Regions from separate parts of the Homo sapiens genome. Here region 2 is linked to region 1. Evidence: chromatin contacts called from ENCODE Hi-C data. All regions are on one chromosome and are shown on one strand. Each heading gives the region's core, a stretch centred on a gene start or an enhancer-like site at or near the end of the contact. The rest is flanking DNA. Distances are from core to core; before and after follow the strand shown. Region 1 holds the start of RSU1 (Ras suppressor protein 1). Region 2 holds the start of FAM171A1 (family with sequence similarity 171 member A1).

Evidence for each region. Hi-C counts contacts between places; a loop is a spot of excess contacts on that map. Pooled maps may share reads with other maps.
Region 2: a pooled map shows a loop between it and region 1 (6-fold over the local background). The contact joins the promoter of FAM171A1 here to the promoter of RSU1 in region 1. A Hi-C loop is called at or near these places in 5 of 50 pooled maps.

Annotation. Positions count from the first base shown.
Region 1 is chr10:16,814,636-16,821,113 of GRCh38, reverse strand. RSU1 (Ras suppressor protein 1) reads left to right here and starts at 3,690. Exons shown (of 9, transcript NM_012425.4): 1 at 3,690-3,799; 2 at 4,030-4,141. The coding sequence starts at 4,033. LOC105376435 (a long non-coding RNA gene) reads right to left here and starts at 3,415. Exons shown (of 3, transcript XR_930708.3): 1 at 3,358-3,415; 2 at 2,372-2,433; 3 at 1-286. RefSeq lists enhancers at 3,072-3,121, 3,152-3,241, 3,272-3,381, 4,052-4,211.
Region 2 is chr10:15,367,736-15,374,213 of GRCh38, reverse strand. It overlaps FAM171A1 (family with sequence similarity 171 member A1), which reads left to right and starts at 2,925. Exons shown (of 8, transcript NM_001010924.2): 1 at 2,925-3,258. The coding sequence starts at 3,162. RefSeq lists silencers at 2,879-2,928, 2,939-3,168.

The DNA.
Region 1 (6,478 bases), core at 2,441-4,940:
GTCTTGATAAGCTACAACAATGGGCCAATTGTAACAGACGAAATGTGACAGATATAAGATCTTCCTCTTTTATCAAAAAATGAATTGCAAAAGTACAGAATACAGGGAAAGTTTAACAATAACATGAAATGACATAGTACTTTTCTGAAAGAAAGATTAACATGATGTCACTGTCAAAAAAATGATGCTTAGAGCATGGACTGCATCATTAGAGTAACGGTATCATTTCCACTCAGAAGGGCATGCTTTTCTAGGAGGCATATTGGAATATCTGGGAAGTGTGTACCTGAAATTGAGGAAAGCATAGTCAATATTATTATGTAATTTTAAAATTAAAAATACAGAAAAAAAGAGACAAAATGAAGCTTTACAAAATCTTCCAGGCTGGGCATCTAGGAAATAAGCAGTGATTTTTTAGTGGGTTAGGGATGGTCAGGCTTGGGAGCATGACATTTTCGTGTATAGCCAAGGGAAGTAGTTATTGAGTAATTCAGTTTTTGAGTAATTCAGCTGGAAGAAGGAGAAAAGAGTCAACTGTACTCTCATTCGTAAGACCCACCGTATATCCTCTGGTTCTGCTTTACATTTAATTCACTTGTTTCCAAATGTTTATTGAGCATCAGCTATGTGATACGTACTCAGCGCACTGAGGATAAAGCAGAGAACAAGACAGCCATACAAGACTATCAGCTGATGTCTCCCAGCTTCACAAAGCACACTTCCCAGCTCCATCTTGCTTGATTTCCTGAGCCAGTCCTGAGGCAAAAACCTTAATATTCTTATCTGGTGAAACATACATTGAGCCAACTTCCCAGATCTAGTGGCCAAGGGATAAGTTTCCTGATTCCAAATTGTGTCACCATGAAGTTTCACTGCTAGCAATCAGGACCCTGGACAGGCTAACCATCATCCTAGCAAATTAATCAAACCTGAGAAGGGGGTGTGGGAACCCTGATTTATAGCTGGTCAGTCAGAAGTGTAGGTGACAGTCAACCTAAAGTCTTGTGGAAATGAACCCTTAACTTGTGGGATTTGACTATAAGTTGAGGTAGACAGTGTCAGAATTAAGTTAAACTGTAAGACACCGAGCTGGTGTCTGCTGGAGAACTGTTTCATGTGTGGGGGATTCTCTGGTGTCAGAAGTGTTGAGCCAGTGGAGAGTAGCAAAAACAGTTTGGTTTTTCCTATCTCAAACAGGAGTGAAAACAAATTCCTATGAAACAGAAGTGAATGGAGGCATGCAGCTCAAAATAACTTCAAGAGAGACATGCAGGAGGGCTGGGACTCTCTGTTCCAGGTGTAACCTGGATGTGGGGCTGGCTGGTGCAGTGTGAGGGGCTAAAACCAAAGTCAGGGAGTTGCCCTAACTGGCACTCACAATCCACCATTTCCCTCCACCTGCAAAGGTAGCCGGGTGATGACCTGCAGGCATAATACTGGGTTCTTGCCTCTGAAGAAATTCGACTATCAGTCTAGGGATCTAGGAGGAAAACAATACAAACAAACAAGAGACCACTCCAGCTATCTAGAAAAACCAGTTCAGATCTTCACACTTGAACTCAAAAGAACAACCAAGAATCAATCACCAGAGAGGGGAAGAATCTTTCTTTTCTAGGGAAAAGACTAGATAAATACACGTAAGAATGGACCCTTGAAGAAACATAATTGAGTGAACAGAAGAGAGGTTTAAAAACTATTATCCTCGGTGATACCTGAGAAGAGAGTACATTCATGAAACAAATGCAGGGTGTTATTATAGGCCGGCAGTCCAATAGGACTGGTGTCCTTAGAAGAAGAGACACCAAGGGTGTGACTGCATAGAGAAAATGCCCTGGAGGGACACCAAGAGAAGACAGTCGTCCACGAGGCAGGGGAGAGGCCACAGGATAAATCAAATCTGCTGGCACCTTGATCTAGAACTTCCAGGATTGTGAGAAATTTCTGTTGTTTAAGCCATCCAGGCTGTGGTATATTGTTACGACAGCCCTAGCCGACTAACACAGGTACTGTATGTCTTCAGCCTACCTAGGCAAGATTCACTATTAGAAATTGATAGAATAAGAAAAATTCTGATTGCTTCAAAACAGGACTTTTGCTTTAAAAGAGTTAATGATTCAAGAAATAAATGTATTAGGAGATTACCTACTAATACGTATTGATGAAATTATGAAGTTAGAAAATCATCAGTGGATGCTAAAACTTGTGGGTAAAAATTAGATGAGGAATGGGGTGTAATCAAGTAGCACCTCCCCCCAGCATTATTTTTAATCATAAAGAAAAAAATAGTAACTTTATGGTGAAGAAACCTGGCAGACACTACCTTATTTAAGTGAACATCACCTATACTGGGAGAAACCGATGCCATCTGTACCTTGATATCATGCACTGGAAAAGACACATCGCTTTAGTGGTGTTTCTCCAAAAATTCATAACCTGAAAGGGAACATCAAACTTACTTTGAAGGATATTCCACACAATACCTGGTCTGTATTCTTAAATAATGTCTAGTTCAATAAACATAAAAGCCAAGGACGGTTCCAGATCAAAGAAGACTAATGGAGGAATAACTCTTTCATCTGGAATGTTTTTTAAGCAAGAAATACCTGCTTTCGAATTTAAGAGTGCAGATCCTTTTTTTATCCAATTGGTTCGGAGATATAATTACATTATTTTACCACATCTCCTTAAGGCTTTGATCCCTGCTACAATCTACAATATATAAATGCATATGTGTGGCATCCGTCTTATCATCAATTTAGGTGACCAGTAGAAGAAAAGTGCCTGGTGCCAATTTTTATTCCATAGTATAAAATAGTCTCTCAGGACAGGGTTTTTGGTGAGAGAAGCACAGGATGTTGCTGGGTGACTGAGACTGGGTCAGGAAATAGGGAGGCAGAGGGCAACAGTTTCTCTAGAATTTAAAATTTGGTTGCTTTTGGAAGAGAAAGCAAGAGATTCCTGGAAGCCAGAACGTCATGTTTCACAAATGTAAAAGTCCTAGTTGGGAAAGACACATCGCTTTAGTGGTGTTTTCAAATGACTTTTAAAATAGTAGGGTTTTACTTGTAGGTTCTAGCTACAAGTAAAAAGGCTAAAAGCCAGCCTTAGAAACCTGTCAAAAAAGATTTCCAGCAGGGCGCTGGGGAAACGCAGACCGCGCCGGAATCCCCGCCTGGAGAAGCTCTTAATAGGGCGGGAAACTGCGTGCCCCACAAGGTCCCTCAGAGGCACATTGTGGAGACGGGCTCAGGGTAGCAACTTCTGGCGAGTGGAGCGGCTATTACACAAGCGAAACATTCGGAAGCAATTTACTTCCAGCTTTCGCAACACCCACCCTGAGCCACCACCCTCCCTTACACAGTCACGCCACAAACTTCCCCACTTCCGCCCACAGCCCTCTGGGCTTCGACCCATCAACTGAGCTTGCGCCAAGTCTACTGCGCACGCGCCAACTTCGGCCCAATCAGCGTCCCAAACCGTGGGGTGGACGCCACCGGGATAAACTATCCTCAGCGTGGGGCGGGGTCTCGAAGCCGAATAACGAACGTGATTAGCCAGCCTCTTCCACAGACTTTTAAGGGCGGAGCCTGGCCCTGGAGACACGTCTGGAGAGCTGTTCTCCTAATATGGGTAGGGTCGGGCGTGGAGCTGGCAGCGGCGCTGTGTGCGCCTGCGCGGGGCGCCGAGACAGGGCGTGTTCGCTGTTCAGTGCCGGTGTTGCAGGGAGTGAGGGCAGCTGGAGTGCGTTCTGCCGAAGCTTGTGGTTGCACGCCCATCGTCTTAGGGGCTACCTTCCGTGGTGAGTGTGTGCGGTGTTGCACTTGGGGTTGCTTCTCGCTGCGTGGCCGCAGCGGGGCTGAACCCTTCCCACTCCATCCCCTCCCCGCACCCGGACCAGCCCCTGGGACGCCCTCGGACGCCCACCCGCTCCAACCCTGGGGAAGCCTCAGAGTGGCAGCGAAGGCCTCTTGCCTTTCCGCCTCTGCGCTTGCTGTCATCGCCCACGTGCTTTGTTGTTGTTCGGTGCAGACCATGTCCAAGTCTCTGAAGAAGTTGGTGGAGGAGAGCCGGGAGAAGAACCAGCCCGAGGTGGACATGAGTGACCGGGGCATCTCCAACATGCTGGATGTCAACGGCCTCTGTGAGTTCTCGGGCAGGACTCTCCCGTGGATGAGCTGGAAGGCTTTCTAAGTTTGCCAATTCACTGCTGGTCCTGCTGTGAGCGATTGTACTGGTTTAGACCCCAGCCCCTGCTTGTAAACCTCACTTGTCAGGGGCTTCGCGCAGAGGGTTTGCAGTAGGATTTGTTCTGTTCCACCTGGAAAACGATCCTGAGAGTCCACGATGAGAATCACACAGACAGCTGTGCCTCATCGGTTGTCTCTGCTGTATGGCATTGAGGTGGATTTTCCACAGTTTGCTTAATAGTCACTTTAATTATAAATTGAAAATTAATTTTGAGTCCTTCTTCCTGTCTCCTAATACAGTCTTTGTCCATGAACAAATGACACAGAAAAGTTCCATGGTTAATAAGCATTCTTGTGCCTGGAGCGTTTTAAGCATTTCTTGAATCTTTACATTCTTCTGAGTATTTATTCTCCGAACTTGGTTCAGGCTTTTGTCACCTCCTCATGCTGTGGTGAAATCCTCCTAACTTGCCCTCTTGCCTTCAGTTTCACTGCCCAGTTTAATCACTGGGTCACTTTCAGTGTCATTTTCCTGTAACCCCTGTCTATGGTGTTACCCTCTCCCTTAAAACCAGGGATTGCAGATTCACATGCCTCCAAGTGAGGGCGGTCAGGGGCGGTTATGAACTAGGTGATAGGTGTCCCACTTGAAGGGGCCAGCTGCTGCACCTGCTACTCAGACACATGTCACCATAGGAATGTTGGCCCAATGTGCCAGATTATTTTCTTAAAGGAACCAAGATTCTATATTTTTATGTGAAATTTGCTAATTTTTAGATGTTGGCTACTAATTCTAATATTTGAAAAACCTGTGATAAGTGAGCTAAAGCAGTTCTTCAGGCTGACGTGGCTTTGGTTTAAACCCTCTCCGCACTTCTCCAGGTTGTCCATTATCGACGGTAATGCTCCAGGTTTCTTGGCGTGATGTACAAGGCCTTTCTGAATCTGAACACAACCTTACCCTTCCATGCAGCTGGCATTCCAGCCATTCTGAACCTGTTGCCCTTCCTGGACCAGAGCCTACTCGTTCAGATCTTGGTGCCTTTACAAATTCTGTTTTCCCTCTTTCTCAGTCGTTTGCACCTGAAATCCTTTTACTTCTAAGAGTCAGCTTAGACATCACCACCTGTGTAAAACCTTATCCGTCTGCACCAGGCTAACATATCCCTTCCCTCCTCTGTGAAGGTGGTCGTGTGTATTGCTTTGTGACTCCTCTCACATAGGATTGTACTGATTTTTTTCTTTTTTAATCTAGAAGTCTCTCTTCTCTGCTGGGACATTGGGAAGACAAAAGCTGTGCAATATTCATGCTTGCATTTTTTTAATAATAGTGCCTGGAGCACAGTAGATGCTCAAAAATAGTTGAGGAATGAAGAAAATGAAAGAATGATGGATTAGGCCTGTGAGTTTGGGATATCAACTCCAGGATGTGACAAGAGAGAAGAAGGGAGATGTTCAGGAGACCCTGAAAGGCGATGGATAGCCATTTAGGCATGGAGAGAACTGCAGAGTCAGGTTTACTGTGAATTCACGGTTTTCACGGTTCGAAAACCTGCCTGGGACAGAGGTTGGAGTTGATGCTATTGATATGTCTTGGCAGAAGGAAAAGGGAGGAAACGTAGATTTGCGTTTCGTAGGCTTTATGAAAATACGTGCCATTAAACTTAGGTTGTGTACTAGTTAGCCTCTCAGGCTTGGTGTGTGTTGGTCTCTTGCATTCCGTAAGGGTCCTTGCTGTCAGCAACTGAGCAGATGCCTCTGGAATTGGATATCTGAGTTTGCCCCTTGCTGCGCCTGCCCGGCTCTGCCATGACCATGGTCATTATTGGGGGCACTGTTGATACAGAGGAGAAAGAGAAGGGGATAGGGAAGATGATGCATAGCGGGAACCTTGGCCCCATGGCCTTCCTCCCTACAGCACTCATTCTCACCAGGTAGAAGAGAGGCTGCTTTCAGCAGAGGAGCTTTGTACCCTTCGGCTTTTGAAGAGGAGACTTTATGTAATATTTATAAATGGGGAGAATGGCTTAGCTATTTCGGTTCAGCTCCGTTATCTCTTTGAAGCCTTGGCTTTTATTAAGGAAGAAAAGCCACTTGCTTCCTGAAATATATTTCCGGTATAACATTGGGTGGTGAAAAGCGAGATCATTCTTAAATTTTCCTAAAGAAGTAGCTAACAACGGATAATAGTACTTTTTGGGAAGTTGGGTGGAAGTGAATTTGGAGATTTGCAGATTCCATCTCCTCTGGCTTCTGTAGCATTGAGCCAAGGCTGCTCTCTGCAAACTCCC
Region 2 (6,478 bases), core at 1,676-4,175, 1.4 Mb after region 1:
ACTATTTAGACAAGACTCAGTGTTGCTATGAGGGTACATAAACTTCTCCTAAAGTTCCAATTCGTCCTGGAAAGTATTGTTATACACGATAATAACAACCACCTCCATCAGACCTGAGCGTCTCGCAGGGGTGTCCAAGGGAGAGAATACAGTCATGGGTTCTTCATTTCTATTTTTGGTTGAGCCAGTAAAGCCCCTTCCTCATCCCTCTTTTCCACTTATCACTAGAGATGGAAACTGAAAACGATGGCTTTAGGCTGCTAAAAGTCTAAAAACACAACAGCAACAACAACAACAAAATAAGGCAGGTTGGACAAGCTTGATACAGTTAAGATTGTGAACCCAACTTGATTCAGTTTATTAAGATTTCTTCCACCCTGAAACATTCTGGAACTCTATACTAAGATCACAAACACCAGTGTTTTGAGTGAACAATAAGACTTAGAAAAATGGCATAGAATGGGATTTTTTTTCTATTTTAAATATTTCCATCTGAAATAATTATAGACTCATAAAAAGTTACAAAAATAGTACAGAGAGGTCACATCTATCCTTCTCCCAGCTTCCCCCAATTGTAACATCTTATATAACTGTAGTACACTGTCAATGCCAGGAAATGAACATTGGCACCATAGTATTCACTAGATTTGCACTTCACTGGGATTAGAGCAGGTTCAAACAATTTGGACACTCCTGGAGGTAATTTGAATCATTTGCATAAAATTTATTCTCAGAAGTAACATGGTATAGGGAATTTACACTTATCAGATCTTTGTATTGTGGGCAAGTTGTTTAATGGCACCAAGCCTCGGTTTGTTCATCTGTGAAATGGAAACAATGATACCTACCAAATAAGTTGTTATGAGGAAATAGCTCCAGTTCAGTGAGTGCCATATATTAGGAACTTTGATGCCATATATTAGGCTTAGATGCAGGAATCAGAAGAAGGAGGGAATCCAGCAGTCCCTATTTCTTTCTGCCTTCCTGACTACCTGCCACCCTGTGCAGGTGCGTGATTTGCGCAAATTGCAGCATTGGTCCTAAGGGTGACTATAAAACCCATATGGGCTTCTGTACGTCCTAGTTTTTCTCATGTCTCACAGTCATTTGTCTTTTATAAGCCAACTGGGCAAGTGCCATCCTTCATTCTTTTTTTGGTACGGTGCCTGCCATGTCTAAATGCTCAATTAATGAAATTACAGTAATAACCCTCCTTCTGGCCTGGTGTTCTGGAAGCAGTGTGGGGTGGATGATGGGTCTGGAGTGGATTTTCCTAGGTCCCCAGTGGAAGTCGGAAGGTCACCGCAGTGCTAGTTGGAAGAGAAGGTGGAGAGGGACAAGTGGAGGTGAAGGTTGTGTGGAAGGCATACCGACAGGAGTGGGTTGAGAGAAAGAAAAGTTGAGGTTGGAATGGAGGGGGTCCCTAGGCTCAAGGAAAGTCTAGAGGTTTGGTTTTGTTTTGTGTGTGGTTTTTTTGGTGGTTTTATTTTTTGATTTTTTTTTTTTTTTTTTTTTGAGACGGGGTCTCAGTCTGTCATCCAGGCTGGAGTGCAGTGGCACGATCTTGGCTCACTGCAACCTCCCCACTCCCAGGTTCAAGCGATCCTCCCACCTCAGCCTCCTGAGTAGTTGGGACCACAGGCATGGGCCACTATGCCTGGTTAATTTTTTTGTATTTTTGGTAGAGACAGGGTTTCACCATGTTGGCCCAGCTGGTCTCTTAACTCCTGAACTCAGGCCATCCACCTACCTCAGCCTCCCAAAGTGTTGGGATTATAGGCATGAACCATCACACCCAGCCAAGTCTGGAGGTTTTTGTGAAGAGTTTCAATTTTGGGGTCAGACTGACTGTTTTATTAGAATTTTGGCTCTGCCACTGACCAGGTATGCACTTTTGGACAAATTCCTTAACCCTCTTTAGCCTCTTTTCTCATCTGTGAATGGGGGGGATAATGCTAACTACCTCTTAGATCATGTATTGTGAAGATGGACAAAGAGTCTCTGCTTGACCGAACTACAGTCAGGCTCCGGAACCTTCTTCTAGGCTCAGTTGTGCCCTTCCTTGTAAAATCTGCTTTCAGGAAGAACCCTGCTAAGTCAGTTTACCAAGAACCCTCCACCCTGGATATCTGATCAGCTTCCCCATCCGCCCTGTCCTGCCCAGCCCTGCCAGGGGATGTCTGACTTTCAAGAATCCCCCTTCCCCCTGATGTTTCCTCTTATAATTTTTCATTCCCTGCATCCCACCCTGGTCCTCGGTTATAAATCCCCACTTGTTCCTGCTGTATTCAGAGTTGAACCCAACCTTTCTCCCCGACTGCAGAATCCCATGGTAGGGCTTATACCTATTGCGATGGTTCCAAAGAGGGTCTTCTTTGCTGTGCTTTCACACGTGTCATGGAATAGTCTTTTTTCTTTAATAGGACAGAAAGTTTTAAAGCACCTAGGGCCTCAAAAGATGTGGATTTCCTCCCCACCCTAACCCCTAGAACCATCCAAGTACCATTCCTCCTGAAGCTGTCCACCCGCCAACACGTAGGTACTGCAGGCCTACTGCAGTCTATACTGGCTTGGGGAGTGTTTTTGCGGATCTTTAACACTGGGTGTGAAATCTACGTTGGGGGACACAACTACATTAGGATGGCACCTGGTGGGGGGGTCACACCCAGATACAATGTCTCCTGCGGCCCCTTGGGTGACCTGGTGTGATGAAAAGGGCTCCGCCCTGAAAGGCAGGTCTGGCTCTTCTGCGGGGCTGCGGGGATGGGGCGCGCCGGGGCAGTGTCGCCGGGGGTCGGGCTGGGGGCGCGACGCAGCGGCGCCGGGCGGGGGCGCCCTCGGCGCCGCAGCCGCCAGGTGGCACCACGGGCCCGGGGCCTGGGCGCGGGCAGCGGCGGCGGCGGCGGGCGAGGCAGGAAGGGGTTAAGGAGCTGGCGGAGCAGCAGCAGCCGCCGCCGCCGCCGCCGCCGCGGCTCTTCGGGGAAACCCGGCGCGGGGCGCGGGAGGGAGCGGCCGGGGCGGCGGGGCCGGGCCAATCGGGCGGCGGGCCCGGCGCGCGGAGCCAGCGACATGGAGGGGGGCGCGGCGCCCGGCCGCCCGTGACGCGCCGCCGCCCGGCCCGCTCTCGGCGAGCCCGAGCCGCCGCCGGCCCCGCGGCGGAGATGAGCAGGTCCGCGACGCTGCTGCTGTGCCTGCTGGGCTGCCACGTCTGGAAGGCGGTGACCAAGACGCTGCGGGAGCCCGGCGCCGGAGCCCAAGGTCAGTGGGCGGCGGCGGGGCCGGGGGCTTTGTGTCGCGCCGGGCCTGGCGCGGAGGCGGCGGCGGCGGCGGCGGCGGCGGGAGGGTCCCGGGCCGCGTGGTGGCGACGCAGCCCGAGCCGCATCGGGAGCCTCCGGGCCTGCAGCACCCGCAACGCGCTCCCGAGGGGGCGGCGCGGGCCGGCGACGCGGGGTGACCCGGGCGGAGGCTTCGGGGGCCGGGGATCGGGGGCTGGGTCGGGCGGGGGCGCGGGCAGCTCCAGCTGCTGTCGCCGCTGCGGCGGGGGCTCGTCTGGATGCGCCCGGGGGTCCCCTTTATGCCGCGCCTCGGACACGCGGCTCTGTCTCCCATGTCGCCGCGGACAGAGGGGCCGCCCAGGGCGCGCCGCCCGATCGCGCTCCCGGCTCCCCACGCCGGGCTCGGGTCTGGGAAGTCCCAGCTCCTGGGCTGCGCTGGGGCCTTTTGTTGTGGCGGGAGGGGGTGGCTGACGCCCCGGGGTGCCCCCTGTGTCCCGGGGCCCCGAGGTCCGCTGCCGCCACTAGCCACTAGCCTGCCGCAGTTTGGGAAAGTTTGGGGGGTTCTCTCCCCCTGCCTATCTGACGTCTCTTCCAGACCATAAGGGATTTGCTCAGCGGCCCATGAGTCTTCTCTGTAAGGGAAGAAAGAATTGAACTGGGAGGCCCTCATCGCTCACCAAAAAAAAAAAAAAAAAAAAGAAAAATCCTTTCCAGATCAGTTTGTCGCCAGCTCGTGCCTTTTGTCTCGTCTTTGGCCTCCACAAATCTGCTTTCCAGCCCTGGGAGTAACGTGGTCGCCTCTGAGAATGGCCACGAGCCTGTCTTTTGTTTTTAAAATCAGCGTTTTTTGAGGGGAGTCCCCCACACCCACCCTGAGGCTTGCTTGGCACATTTTTGTGGGGACAGCGTCGAGGACTCCTCTGTTGCTGGCGTTTTCAAAAGGGCCACTGAGGCCCGCAGATGAGCCTCTGCATTCACCCAGGGCACCGCTGCCTGGACTCTTGCCGGGGGCTCAGGTCTCTGCGAGGGAGCTCCCTGCAGCCCTGCAGAACCCCGGGATTCCGAGCCCGAGGCCTGTCCCCTCAGAAGGGTGTGTGTCCTGCAAAGTTGGCCCTGCAGGCCAAAGAAACGAGGAGTGCTGCATCCGAGGGTCTCCTTGCTGGAACCCCCTTTCCTCGGCTAACATGCTCAGGGTGCCTGGGAGCAGAGACGCCCGGGCTTCCACCACGATGTTGCTACGGGGAGGAAAGGCTCTGCCAACACTCTGTTGGGTTGAGTTTGTTGCCTACATGTTGAGTTGAAGGTTTTCATATTCTGGCACTTGCAGTATCATTTCCTGGTATATCTTAAATGCATTGCTGCTTCTATGGCCATGGTAGAATATGACCGTTATGAATTGTGTATAATTTTAGTAATGCATATCATGGAAGAGCGGACAGCTACAAAATACAAAAAGACCTATATGTCTCTTCGTGTAGGAAACGAATGTTTAGGACATTAGATCATCAGTGTTGCATTGCAGCTTCTTTTATTAATACCCTACTGCTTTTTTGAATCAGCTATTTTAGAGAATGATATTTGCACTTCAGCGAGGCCGTTAATTTTAAAGAGCAAGTTGAATTTTTCCTTTTGCACTTGAAATACCAATATATGGAAATATTAAATTCATGCACTTCTGAATTAGAGAAAGGAAGGCATGTCTTCAATATATATATATATATATATTCAATATATATATAACAGGTTTAGGTCTAAGACCACGTTTTACCCAGCTCTTGCTGCTAAAAATCCGCCTCTCAGGAATGGAATATTATGCGAAATGGGAGGGAAATGGTCAACATGAGAAGAGGTTTCTGCCATGGCTAGCAGTGGCTTAGTTTAGGGTATGGTTGGAGTGGGAGATCAAGTATCTTGGCATAGTTTACCCCTTGGATTACTTCCTTTGTTGTTATCTACTGTAAGGATGGCTTTTTAAAGCCTTGAGCCCAGGAACTCTTTCAGAAATCAGGTCTCACTACCTGGCATTTGGATTTTGAGCTAGCAGCATTTTTAAGGGAATGGACAATTTCTCCTTTGACATTAGAAGGTCAGTCCCAACTCACTGAGTTCTTCAAAGCATCTTAATGTTCACTTGCTGTAGTATGACGTAGTTTTAAAATTCATGTGTTCTCTGCTTTCCTGGATCATGTACACGATGAAGACAAATGCTGCATCTGATTTCACTTTGCATTTCCCACAGTGGGTTGTAGGTTGTTATGCATACAGTTGGTGCTCAGATGGTGCTGAGTAGGTAAGCATCAACCATAGCTAATACCTACACCATAACGCAACCTTTAGTGATCATCATTGGCTTGCATTTTAAGAAGAAAAGTTCAATGTTTACCTTCCCCAAAAGCTAATTTGTAAGAATCTTGCTTTTATGTAGAATCTGTTGTTTGAATCATTCTTTGAACAAGCATTGCACATACATATTATGCACCAACAGGATTTGGCAATTACTTTGGTAAAACTGCTTAGAGACCTCAAACAGACGGAAATCATATACTGTAGTAGTCCAACTAGATTGCTAGAACTAAATGACACCTTTTTGATTAAATGAGTCTTTATGTCATCTGATGAAACTAGCATCTGCAGAATTTCTTGGCATTACTTTGCTTTTTATATATTCAAGATAAAATTGGAGGCTTGGCTTCAGACTCTCTTCCCGTAGCTGCTTCGAATTGGCAAAGTGATTTCCAATGCCACAGTCAGTTGTCACGGTAAGGGTTGGCTTTGTTTATCATGAATTTGAACTAGCTCTAGACTATGACTATTTTTATTAAGTGTTTCCTCTCAGTTGCTCTGGAGCATTTATAGTATCGAATCTATTTTCTGGGAATTTTTCAAAATTGTTGTTCAAAAGTATTGACCCATTTTGATTTTCTTCACCTCTTTTGCAAAACTGTAATGAGGCTGGGTTCAATAGAGAGAGCTGTCCTGGAGGAGCAGTAAGCTGTGCAGATGTACTCTTTAGGGATGTGTTTTTGAAGCCCAGCACTCTTATTTATGTGCCAAAAGGAAGGTCAGAGCTAGGTTAAGAACTTCATGCTCAGACATCTTATTGGATGATGTTTATTTTGTCGCTGGATATCTAGCAGGTGTTTGAGGCAAACCCAGTGCTGAAAAGTGCAAGGTGTTTTGCGATGATGCGCTAGCTTTTTGCT